Regions from separate parts of the Homo sapiens genome. Here region 2 is linked to region 1. The links are chromatin contacts, found by Hi-C or POLR2A ChIA-PET in ENCODE. All regions are on one chromosome and are shown on one strand. Each heading gives the region's core, a stretch centred on a gene start or an enhancer-like site at or near the end of the contact. The rest is flanking DNA. Distances are from core to core; before and after follow the strand shown.

Region 1 (5,923 bases), core at 139-2,638:
TCTCAAAAAAAAAAAAAAAAAAAAAAAAAAAACAGCTAAAGGAGGAGTTCAGGGTGATCTCTAGCTCCTGCCAAATCCCCAAATCCAAATTAGTAAGTGACCCCACAGCTTAATCTTCCCTTCTCCTAAATCCCATTGGCACACTCCCTTCCCCTAATTCTCTATTTACTTCTCTGCTTCCCGCAGTGGACTCCAATTTCCCTGAGGGTGGACACCATGTCCGTTCTCTTTCCTTGTCTCCCCAGTGCTAGGCATATACCAGGAAGCTTTCAGTACATGTAGGACAAATGAATAGTTAATGGACTTGAATCAAGCTTTACAGTATAAAAGCACTTTCACCATCTCAGGTGATCCATTGAAATAGATAGTTGCGTTTATTTTATAGTTGAGTAAACTGAGGTGCGGAAGGTGGAACAACTCACCTAAGTTCACCCCCTAAGCCTCAACCTTAGCAGTGAAACTCACTAAAAGACATTAAACAGAGCCAGGTGTGGTGGCCCTTGCCTGTAGTCCCAAGGACTGGGGAGGCTGAGGCGGGAGGATTCCTTGAGCCTAGGAGTTCGAGTCCAGCCTGGACAACATAGCAAGACTCCATCTCTTTAAAAAAAAAAAAAAAAGACATCAAACACCAGCCTCCAGCACACTTAGCTTTGAATTGAAGATGACTGAGTTAGATCTGTGTACCAAGGCTTCCATATTGTGATGCAGAAAAGTTAAGGAGCTGAATTAAGTAGGTTCTCAAACTGAACCCCGGACTTCGAAGCTGGTTCCACGGTTTTATAAGGGCCACAAGAGGCCATCTAGCCCAAAACAGCTAACTTTCCAAACCGAAACTAGTTCAGAGGAAATCACTGACTCAGGTCAGCTTTTTATTAAGGAAATTAATTTTGTACCGTGAGCTCTAGAAGCCAGGCATATGATATTCAGACAGCACTGGATTCAGAACTATGCAGACTAAGGTCAGTAGATGGTAGGCAGGTCTATCTTCTGCAGCTGCAGGGTGCTTGACTCCAATTAAACATCAATACCACATCAGGAGCTCTTATGCCATAACCGCCCAACCTCTCCCAGCCGAGCTGATCACCAGAACCTGCGCGAATCTCTCCACGGTCAGCCCCACCCAGGGCTCAGGCTCCGCCCCCGGGCCTCCATAGCCCCGCCCACCGCCCACCCATCCAGCACCGCCCTTGTTGTCATGGTGATCTCCGGCTCTCCAGGGTGTCCAGGAGTCTCTCTGCTGCCAGCCCCGCCCAGACTCCAGGCAGGTTCTCGTTGCTATGGTGATCGCCGGTGCAAGCTGGATGCTTGGACGCGCCGCTGCCAGTCCAACGCAGACCCCGCCCACGACGTCGACGATTCGTGTAGCCCGCAGGTCCCGCGTGGCTCTCGTTGCCATGGTGATCGCCGCCGCTGGCTCAGGCGGACCAGGCCGCGCGGAGCCCCAGCTTTCACAGCCATCGCTGGTGAGTCAGCTCGCCCACTCTGTCCGACCCTCCCGGTCACCCAACCCCGTGCTGGCACATCCCGAGGCCAGGGCCGCGAGGGCACAGCGTCCGCGCCCACTTCCCGCCCCTATAACTTGAAAGCGGCCTGCGGCCCCGGGGCGTCCTCATTTCCGGAGCGCAAACTCTGGGCCAGGCCCGCGCTGGTTGTGGAGGAGAGCCAGGTCAGATGCGGGAAGACAACCGGACTCCGCCAGGACCACCCCAGCCCAGCCTGGAGAGGAGTCCGGACAGAAAAAGGAGACAGAGGGGCTGTTGAGGAGGCTCGAGGAGTCAGAGGCCTGGTGAAGTGAGGGTTTTCAGGGAAAAGGCCTAGTTGGCTGAAAGTTAAGGCCCCCAGGCCCACCTAGAGCCTTCGTCCTTTGCAGACTGGGAGCAGGAGACCCCTCCCCACTCTACTTCCACTGCCTGAGCTGTGCCATGCCTCACAGCCCAGTAAGGTAAGCTCAGAGGGGAGCTCCTCCTTGGTAGACACCTGTCAAGGGGAGACCCAGGTCTTCTGACTCCCAGGCAGGGTGGGGCAGGCCTGGTTCCCCCATACCATGCTGCCTGCTGTATGCAGATTGAGAGAAATGGCCTCTGCCCCATATTCCTGACAGAGAGGGAAGCCTGGATCTGGTTTTATTTATAATTCTTGAGACAAGGTCTTACTCTATCACCCAGGCTGGAGTGCAGTGGCACCTTCACGGTTCACTGCACCCTTGACCTCCCAGGCTCAAGCATTCCTCCCACCTTCCTCCCAAGTAGCTGGGACTGCAGGCACAGGCCACCATGCCCTGCTAATTTTTTTGGTTTTTTTTTGTAGAGACTGAGGTTTCACTTTGTTGCCCAGGCTGGTCTCAACCTCCTGGGCCCAAGTGATCCTCCCACCTTGGCCTCCCAAAGTGCTGGGATTACAGGCATGAGCCACTGCACCCAGCCTGGATCTGATGAAAAGTTAGGTGGAAACTCATGGGTGAATCCCCAGGTATTTGCACAGCTCCTTAACTGTCTTTCTCCTGGTTGGGTCCACAGGACTGTGGAAGAATGAGGTCCTCCCTGACACCTTTGGGGCCCCCTGTGAGCCGCGACCGTGTCATCGCCAGCTTCCCTAAGGTAGAGAGTCATTACGTCTGCAGTGCTCTCCTGGCCCTGCAGCCACATCAGCTCTCCCCACTCTACACTCATGCCTAGAAGTAAAGCAGGTGAATCAAGGAGGTCTGTCCATTGTCAGATTTACCTTGAGGAGCTGGGAGACTGGTCACTGACTGCCCAAGGTGGGACCGCAAGTTAATGGTGACACTGGGCAGCAGTGTGGCCTGGAGGTTATAAGGGCTGGGATTTTGCAGCCAGACAGTCCTTGATGTGAATCCTTCATTCTGATTCTGTCATTAAGCTGTGTGGCTGTGGGCAAATTACTCAACCTCTCAGAGCCACTGTTACATGAAGGTAATTCCTCTCATATTGGGTGCCTGGCTCATGGTATGCAGGAGCTCCCCTGCAGTCATAGTTGCTGTTGTTCTCATCATCGTTGTTGTTATCAAAACAGCATTCCAGTTCCATGACCCCAAATCCAGGGCTCTCTCCTCTTGCCATTCCGCCTCTATGAGCTTGAAAACTCACAGCTCTCTTGTGTCTGTATTAAAATCCAATATTAATTGCAGCAGGGAATACAAATTGAGTACAACCTCCATAGGGGGCAGTGGACAATATTTACCAATATAGAAGATGACCCTGCCCTCTAAGATCCAGCCATTCTGTTTCTTTTTTCTTTTTTTTTTAGAGACAGGATCTTGCTCTGTCACCCAGGCTGGAGTGCAATGGTGCCATCATAATTCACTCCTCTAACTCCTGGGCTGAAGCAATCCTTCTGCCTCAGCCTCCCGGAGTAGCTAGGACCACAGGCATGTGCTACCATGCCTGGCTAATTTTTAATTTTTTTTAATAGAGATGAAGTCTTGCTATGTTGCCCAGGCTGGTCTTGAACCCCTGGCCTCAAGCAATCCTCCCACCCGGGCCTCTCAAAGCACTGGGATTATAGGTGTGGACCACCACAACTGGCCTTGCTATTCTATTTCTAGGAATTTACTTGGCAGATATTCTGGCATGGGTTTACAATGTGCATAAGGATAGGGGTTGGAGCAGTTTGTAAGAATAGAAGATAAGATACAACGTAAACATCCTCGGAGAGGGGACTGGTTAAACAAGTAATGCTTCCTGGCACAGACATGAGGAAGAATGAGGCAACCTCTTCAGGAGCTGACATGCAACGAGAGCCAAAGTAAACCGTTAAGTAAAAATGCAGGGCATGGAACAGAGTGCAGTAGAGTGTGTGCAGCACACTCCGGTGTGTGAAAACAAGGAGAGGGAGAAATGTCTATTTGTTTATATATGCAGAAAATATTTCTGGCAGGATATATAAGCCCCTACTCTCAGTGGTTGCCTCTGTGGCTTCGGACAGGTGCAGAGGGATAGATCCTCTCCATGGAATGGCCTTTTTTGCATCTTGGATTCTGTGGCCAGGCTGGTGAGGAGGAGGTGACTCTAGACAGGTCCTGGGTATTTGGAGTATGTGGCTCTTCCTCCTTCCCCCTTCTTTACCTTCCTCCCTAAGTTCCTTCTTCACACACCTACAGAGAAAGGCTTTGTGTCTCAGACCTGTGGACAGTTCCCCATGGGTTTTCCATCTCAACAGAGGCTCAGGCAATTATTCTCTCTGCAGAGCTTGACAGTGGTAACTAGGGATGACAGAGACTGGTCTTTCTTGAGTCAAAAGGAAGGAAAGTGTGATTGGCACAAAACAGTCCAGGTATCATGAGATGAAGAACCTCATTGGCAGAGCAGACGGCGAGGATCAGAGTTAAGGAGGGTTGCCTGACATCACACAGCTGCTCCTGGTACCTCTGGGATTTGACCTGGCCGTGTCTGGCTCCAGAGCACCCTACCCCAGGGAAGCAGCTTAGGGAATCCATCCTGGTTTCACAGGTGGCATTCTCCCCTCCTGCCCATAATAGTCAGGGATCAAGGCCACTGCTGGTCAAGTTCATCCTGCACCCCAGGGCCCTGAGAAATTCAGTCAGGTTGAGCAGGGTCTTCAGACTGCTTGCCAGGCAAGTCCTTCCCTTTATGCCATGTGCCTCAGTTTCCCTGTCTCTGAAATCAGCTCACACTTCTTACCCTGCAGCCTTCATTATCACAGTCTTCCAGCCATCCTGTAATGACCATTGTGTCTGAGCCAGTCCCTAGCTTAAAGCTGTCATGGAAGCTGACAGAAAGAAGCAGCCAGCTTGTTCATGGTAGCTGCTGCTCTTCTGCAGGAAAGTAGACTATCAGGCTAAGCTGCTCACCTGCATTATTCAGTTACTCCTCCAACGACCACATGAAAAGGTGCTATTATGAGCATCCCTGTTTAATATTTAAGGAAACTGGAGCTCGATAAGTTTCTGTAACTTGCCCTTTGCCAGTCTCCTTTCACCATCCCTGCTGCCTCAATCACAGCTGGAACTGAGAGGGCAGATGGGCCAGGCAGAGCCCGAATCCATGGTTGAGACACTGCGGCTGAGGGAGGGGAGCTGTGGATCCAAGCAGTGTTCAGAGGGACAGAGCAGGTGGCTGTGGCTGTGCAGGGGTGGGGGGCGGGGGGCGGGACCCTTGCCATACACAGATCACACCAACAGCCTCAATGGTGTCCTTCTCCCCACATCCTTGCCACATTCTGTATTTAGCCTGGGCCAATCCAATGGCAAAAAATAATGGTCATCTTTAGTTTGTTTAATCTCATTTTTTTCTAATTACAGACCAGGTGAGGGTGGGTGGGGTACGTGCAGTTTTTTCTGACCCTGAGGCCCATGCTCTTAAACCACTGCTCAGGTCTGCCTTCCAAGAAACGTGGACAGCAGAAAGCGCCTCCTAGGACATTTTCCAGGCACATGTATGCATGTTTTTAAAACAAAATGTCATCAGAGATTCATAGAAGGTATGGATTAGAGACAGGGTCTCACTCTGTCACCCAAGTTGGAGTGCAGTGGCATGATCATAGCTCACTGCAGCCTCTGTCTCTTGAGCTGAAGCAATCCTTCCACCTCAGCCTCCTCAGTATCTAGGACCACAGGCATGTACTACTGCACCTGGCTAATTGGATCTTGGAGGATCTTGGCACCAAAAGAGCTCCACTCGTCTCGCCCTGAGAGGGTTGAGACCCAGAGCAGACAGGCCTGTCACATGCATGCAGCAAGGGAACTGCGGCCCCAGGTGAGACACAGATCTCCAAGTCCCTGCCTGGGCTCGCCCCTCTGGACTCACAAGGCCCCAGAGCCTCAAGGCTGAGGAAATAGAAGATACACATGACAAATGGGTCAGGGAAAGCTAATGAGGCTGCCAGCTGTGAGGCCTAGGAAGGAAGGCTGGGAAGATCATCTCCCCTCACTGCTTGGCTACGAGGG
Region 2 (5,769 bases), core at 179-2,678, 1.0 Mb after region 1:
CTTCGCCTCCGCTGCCCGTCTGGGTCTCCACTTTGCTGGCGCTTTTGCTCAATCGTCCCCTGGTGGGCTCTGGCGGCCGCCCCCCGCCTCGGCGCACCAGGCGCAGCAGGAAGCCCGTGGGCTGTGGTTTCCCCGGCGCCCCCGCGGAGGAAATCGGCCGGCGGCGGGGTGCTGCGCCCCCATGCCCAGGGCGGGCTGGCACCCGGTTCAGCGTCAGGTGGGCGGCCAAGCCGGCTTGGGCGGCGGCGCGCGGGGGCGGCAGGCGCTGGTGAAGCCCGCACACGCGCCAGCGCATCCAGCCCTACCAAGCCCCGGGCTGGGAGCTGGCTCGTGGGGGCGTGCGCTGCGCGAAAGCGAAAGCCGCCCGCCAGAGCAACTTTGCGGCGGAAGGCGCCGACGAGGAGCTGTGCCGTGCCGCTCTTGGGGATGGTGAGCTGGCCGCCCGGCCGGGTGGGCAGCGCGTCCGGGCGCGGTGCTTCGCTAGCTATAAATAGGTGCTGTGCGGGGACAGGAAGATGGTTCCAGCCCTTTACAAGCACCGGCCCGTTATGTGCGCTGGGCTAGGACCTTGCCCCGCAGCGGAGTGGGAGGAGTGAGGTTAGGGGTAACGGTTGCATGGGATGGGGGGTGGGCACATAGAGCCTACAGCAGAGTTGGCGGCGGGGCTCTCCCATGCACTTGGTTGTTTGTCGTTTCTGCTTTTCCCGGGAGGGGGAAGGGAGGAACAGCCCGGCAGTTCTGGGGACCTTAGCGCTCCACGTCTTATTTGGCAGGAGAGGCTGGAAACGAGCGGGCGCCAGCTGCAGGCAAATTGCAGGCTTTCCCAGCCCTTGTCTGCAGAGAGAATCATTACCTGTGGATGGCGCGGGGAATCCCTTGCCCTCAGTAGCCCCGCCTGGAGAGACAGGACCGCGTTGTGGGGGGTGGGGTGTAGGAGTGGGCGGAGGCCAGGGCGCCCCTGGTGGCCTGTGTACAACCCTGCGGCCAGAGAGGCCCGCCCTGATAGGTTTGTGGTAGAAGCTGCAGGAACTTCCTGTCCCTAGGGGTGTTCAACCTGGCCTGCTTCTGGGGCCCCTTTCCTCCCAACCTTAGGGGAGGAACAGGACTGCGGGAGGGGCCAGACCCTCAGCTCCTCAGGGCATCAGGAAGATAGGGAGCTGCTGGTCTGGAAACTCAGTCCTGCCTCTAAAGGCTTCGGGACTCCTGAGTAGGGAGGCTCCAGAAGGGGCAATCTGGGCCAGGGCTCGGAGGGGTGCTGCCCAGCCGGCCTGGCTCTGTCTGTGATGCTCATCTTCCTTAGGGACAAGCCGGGTAGAGTGCAAAGAGCATGATAGGCTTAGTTCAGCTGTAGTCTTGGCTCCCTGCAGGCTGGCTGCCCTGGAACAAGTCTCTCCCCCAGCAAGGTGTAAGTGAAATCATGTGTTAAAGGAGCTGGGCAGGCAGCCTGTGAAGACGGTTGGCCCCAGGAGATGAAGTTTGCCCTACACGCCCCACGCCATCCCCTCCTTTTCCTCCAAGCTGTTTCGCCGCTTTGGTGACTTGTGTGGGTTTGTGGGTAACAGGGGTCTCCCCAGGACTGTAGAGGATTTTGGTATTTTCCCCACAGCTGCTCCTGACCTCAGGGCCAGATTCCATCCCCTTCCTGGCTCCGCTTGAGGTGCTTAAGAATAGGCTGGAACCAGGAGGAAGTTTTTATGCTTTTCTGGGGGGGCGGGGAGGCCCCTAATCTCCTCTCCCAGCAGCCCTCTCTGCTGAGAGGCTCCATCGCTCTCTAGCTGCAGCCACCCACTCAGCAGCTGGCCCTCAGCTCAATGCAGTCTGCTCCTACACCCTGTGCCCACTGCTCTTGGGAATGGGATGCCAACAGGCTCCCCGCCCTCGCCTGTTCCGAGCACTGAGTCACCACGACACCCGTGCCACGGGGGATGCTGGAGGAATCCCTCCACCAGGGGAACGGGCTCTCCCTTGGTTGCTCACAGTGTCGTGTTTTCTGTGAACAGAGCTGGCAGAGCTGAGCTCCTCCAGGAAGCCTTGCCCACCCATCTTACCACGGGCATACAGGGCTGGCTTGGGGCTAGGAGGGCCCAGGAAGACAGAACACTCACCCACTGTGTCAGCTCAGGCACCCAGGACCTGCTTCCTGGAGACCAGCCTGCTGCTGCGTGCCCACTCTCGTGGTCCCCTCTGGGTGATCTATCTTGAAGAGAGGGAGAAAAGCTTTGTGGAGAAGTATGTTCAGCCCAGCATTCTTCATCAGAATCCTTAAGTCCCAGAGCCAGATGCTCACCAGTAGCCCACTTCACTGTGCAGTGAAGGGCTCTGTGGTCATTTTGAATGATGTTTTTGGTGATGTGGGAAAATACATGTACTGTATTTGCTGAGTTAAAAGTCAGGATTAAAATTACCCACTTTCCGCTCAGGACGCTGCGGGTGATGGGGAAGACTCTGAGGGAGTCACTGCTATACCCCTGACTCGGCTGCCCATTTCCTCATCTGCTTGGCCGACGCTTCTTCTCTGGCACCAGCTGCATCCTGGTTTTTTTCTGGCTTTCTTCAAAAACCCCCCACATCCCTTGCTCTCCTAGCCCATTACTTCTTGTTCCAGCTTCTCTCCTGTCCCCTCACCCTGGATCACTGGGAAGTTGGGCTTCCCCAGCATCCTTGAAAGGGATTTATCTGTGGCATAAACTCTCCAATGCCTACTCAGGGGTAGCCTGGATGTGGCGCTAGGAACATGAGGGAGGACAAGACACTTTTCCAGCCCTCTTGGGAATCAGAGTCACCTTAGGGCTACACCAAGGGCAAAGGGATGTGGAGGCCAGGATTTGTGGGTTTTACCTGGAATACTACTTTTCTGGGCAGTCTGCAGGCAGGACCCAGGGGCCCCTGTCTGTCCTGACTCTCTCTGCCTGTGGGCTTCTCTTCCCCCCAGGGGCTTCAGGAGTTCTCTGAGATTTCATCTTGGCTCACAGATCTTGAGTCTCCCAGGAGGCCAGGCTCTGCTCAAAGGCCTTGAGGTATAGGTGTGAGCCAGAGAGATGCAGCCCTCCTGCCTGCACCACCCATCTGCTCCACCCTGGGGAGCCCAGAGTCCAGGGGACTGTGGCAGGGCAGCTATTCCCGTTCAAGACTCAGGCCCTTGAAACTGGCTGCTGACGTCAGAAGCTGGGGGCAACCCTGCAGGCAGTGCCTGACCAGGCCGGGCCAAGCCCAAGAAGGCCCCTAGCAGACTCAGGCTAGTTTGGATTGGACAACCTGGGTGAGCTGGAGAGGAAAGAGACTGCTGTGTGAAGTAGATGACCACCTGCCCAGCTGCCTGCTTGCTCCCTTGTCAGGCCAGGTGCCCTGGGTCTCCCAGGTGGCTCCTGGCACCTCATGGCCTGTTCCTTCCTCAGCACCCCTGTGCAGCGCCCAGGCAGCTCCTTCACAGCCATTCTGTCTACTCCCAAGTATGGTTCCTCCCTCTTCTGCCCTCTTGCTTGAGCCTCACGTGGCATCCCAGCTGGGCATGGCCCTGGGAATGACAGAATGGGGCAGGGGGTTGCATCTGAATCCTGTGGGTGTGGCAGCAGGGGACAGCTGGAAAAGGCCAGCAGAGAGCTTGCTTAGAGGCCATTTCCTGCAACATTGCCCAAGGGACTTAATTATGACACCCTGAGGCACCCATGGTGCTGGTGGAAGACACTGGCCACCTGCCAGCCACCCCGTCCACAGGCAGGCATTCCAGTGGCAGCCTGCCCCTGCAATGGGCCTTTGCAAGTCTTAAGAGGCACCTTTTCAAAACCGAGGTGAACTGGCATCACTGCATTCTCCATGCTTCCATTTCTACATCTGTAAAACAGGGAGGCTGCCAATTTCTTGTTCCTCTGAGTGTTAAGCAGGGGTGTAGGAAGAGACTTGAGGTGGGCGAGTCTGGCCCCTGGGTCCTGTCCCACTTTGCATCACTAGGCAGCCTTGGCAGGTCACCTGAACTCAGTTTCCCTCTCTGGAAAATGAGGGGTGAGTTGATTACATACTCAGGTTGTCCCTCCCAGTGTAGACATAGGATGAATCTCTATGTCCCTACTCAGCCCACACCTGACCCTCGTCCACTCTGTGACAAGCTCGTGCCTTGGGTCTGAGTACTGTTCTGACTGGCCTGCTCCTCTTGCTTACCCTTCTTTCTTGCCTTGGAATTTCCAGGGGCACTTGATTTCCTGAAGAGCCTTTGCCTGTGCCCTAGAAGTGGAGGAAGCTCTAGAAGGAGTCATGACTGAAAGGTGGGGTCCGCCAAGGTGACAGATAGAGCTGGGAACCCTCAGCTCAGGGAGCCTCAGAACAGCCTTGGGCTGTGCCACTAAAAATGGCCCAAGCAGTGACCCAGCAGCCAGCAGTGGGGTTTACAATGAGAATCAGAACAGTGTTTGAATTTGTGGCATCAGGCTGTCGAGCCCCGGGTTGGCCCTGGCTGAGTGAAAGGCTGTGTCTGGCAGAAAAGAGAGCCCCTGCCCCTCCAGGAGTAAGCTCCCCTGAGACCACAGTGTGCTGGAGACAGCATGAGCCATGAGCCATGGGCCTGGGCATGGCCTTGGCCTGTTGGCCGGGAATAGCAGTGTTCTATAACTTCAGGGACACTTGTCACCTCGAAGTGGTGCCACCTGCCAAGACTGCACAGCCCTCCTGCCCCCAGGCACTTCACCCTGCTTCCCAGCCCCCTCATAAATGGACAGGGCAAGAGCACAGGCTGGCCCGGCAGCATCCTACCACCTCCACTTAACCAGCTCTCAGTTCCCCCAGGAAAGTCTTCGTGGGTTCCCAAATCATAGCAGTCATGCCCTCCCTCTGTGGACCCCTAGGCTCACTCTACCATGGGACTCAGTGTTTGAGGCTCTGTTTCCTCAAGAGCAGAGGGAAGACCACCAAAGTCTTAAGGCTGTAGGCAGGGTTTGGTAACTTGTATCAGGCACTCAGCTTAGAGTCTGGGGCTTCATAAATTATTCAGATTGTTAAAATCTCTCTCTGTGACCTCATCTGCCAGTGAGGAGCCTAGAGCCGTTCTGAAGGGTTGGGGGATTGACTGAGATGCCTGGAAAGAGATGCTTGGCATGGAGGGGAAGCCTCAAGCACAATCTCAGTGTCTTTAAGTCCTCTGAGGCTATTGGTGTGCACCCCCAGCTGCCCTCAACTCTATAAGCAAGCATTATCCCAGCCACTGTGGCCATCAGGGAACCCAGCCCTGGTGACACCAGGGCCCAGGAATCAAGTGGGGCAAATCTGAAGACAGCAAGTGTGCCTGTGGAACTGGGAGAGGCGAGGCAAGGGGTACGGCCAGAGCAGCGGGACCCAGGGCTGAGGGAGAACTAGGAGAGGGCCAGAGGAGACCCTCCTCGCGGCGACCCTGCTTCTCTCAGCTGCTACTTATGGCCCCTGCCCATCTATGATCCTGCCTCTGCCTTTCCCTCAGATGCCGTGGGGGTGTTGGCCTGGTGCTGGCTCCCTCCACCTGCCCTCAGCCAGGCCTCTTGGTCACTGCTGCCTATGCCCTTCTTTTCTGGCCCTGACTTAGCTTTATCCAAGCTCACCCCTGGCACATTCTCCACACCCTCCCTGAGGCCCGAACGTGAGTCCCTGGGCTGAATGCAGTGGGGCTTCTGCTGTGGCAGTTGGAACCTGGCCATGCCCCTTCCTCCTGTGTGGGCCGTGGTGAGGAAAACCAGGTGAAGCAGGGGCTGTCCCTTGTACCTGTCCCACTCCAGGAGACCCTCCTCAGCACCTTGGTTCTCTAGGAGC

Evidence for each region. A loop is a pair of places that touch in the nucleus more often than their neighbours do. ChIA-PET counts read pairs that join two places held with the same protein, here RNA polymerase II (POLR2A). Pooled maps may share reads with other maps.
Region 2: a loop to region 1 is called in a pooled map, with 8 times the contacts of the local background. The contact joins the enhancer-like site here to the promoter of RAB36 in region 1. A Hi-C loop is called at or near these places in 1 of 168 maps with a recorded cell type or tissue (posterior vena cava) and 6 of 50 pooled maps. POLR2A ChIA-PET finds 5 or more read pairs at or near these places in 3 of 52 experiments (HEK293, PC-9 and naive thymus-derived CD8-positive, alpha-beta T cell).

What each region holds. Positions count from the first base shown.
Region 1 is chr22:23,144,089-23,150,011 of GRCh38, forward strand. It overlaps RAB36 (RAB36, member RAS oncogene family), which reads left to right and starts at 1,389. Exons shown (of 11, transcript NM_004914.5): 1 at 1,389-1,463; 2 at 2,517-2,597. The coding sequence starts at 2,529. It also overlaps a transcript of RSPH14 not described here. RefSeq lists a silencer at 1,142-1,211 and enhancers at 5,385-5,885, 5,886-5,923.
Region 2 is chr22:24,156,148-24,161,916 of GRCh38, forward strand. The region is part of intron 29 of CABIN1 (calcineurin binding protein 1); the gene reads left to right. Among named protein-coding and RNA genes, the nearest start is that of SUSD2, 22 kb to the right of the region's middle. RefSeq lists a silencer at 1-290 and enhancers at 471-540, 1,469-1,902. Within about 2 kb of position 1,429, at least 33 of the 41 ENCODE cell types and tissues checked have a DNase peak (open chromatin) inside an H3K27ac peak, as active enhancers do.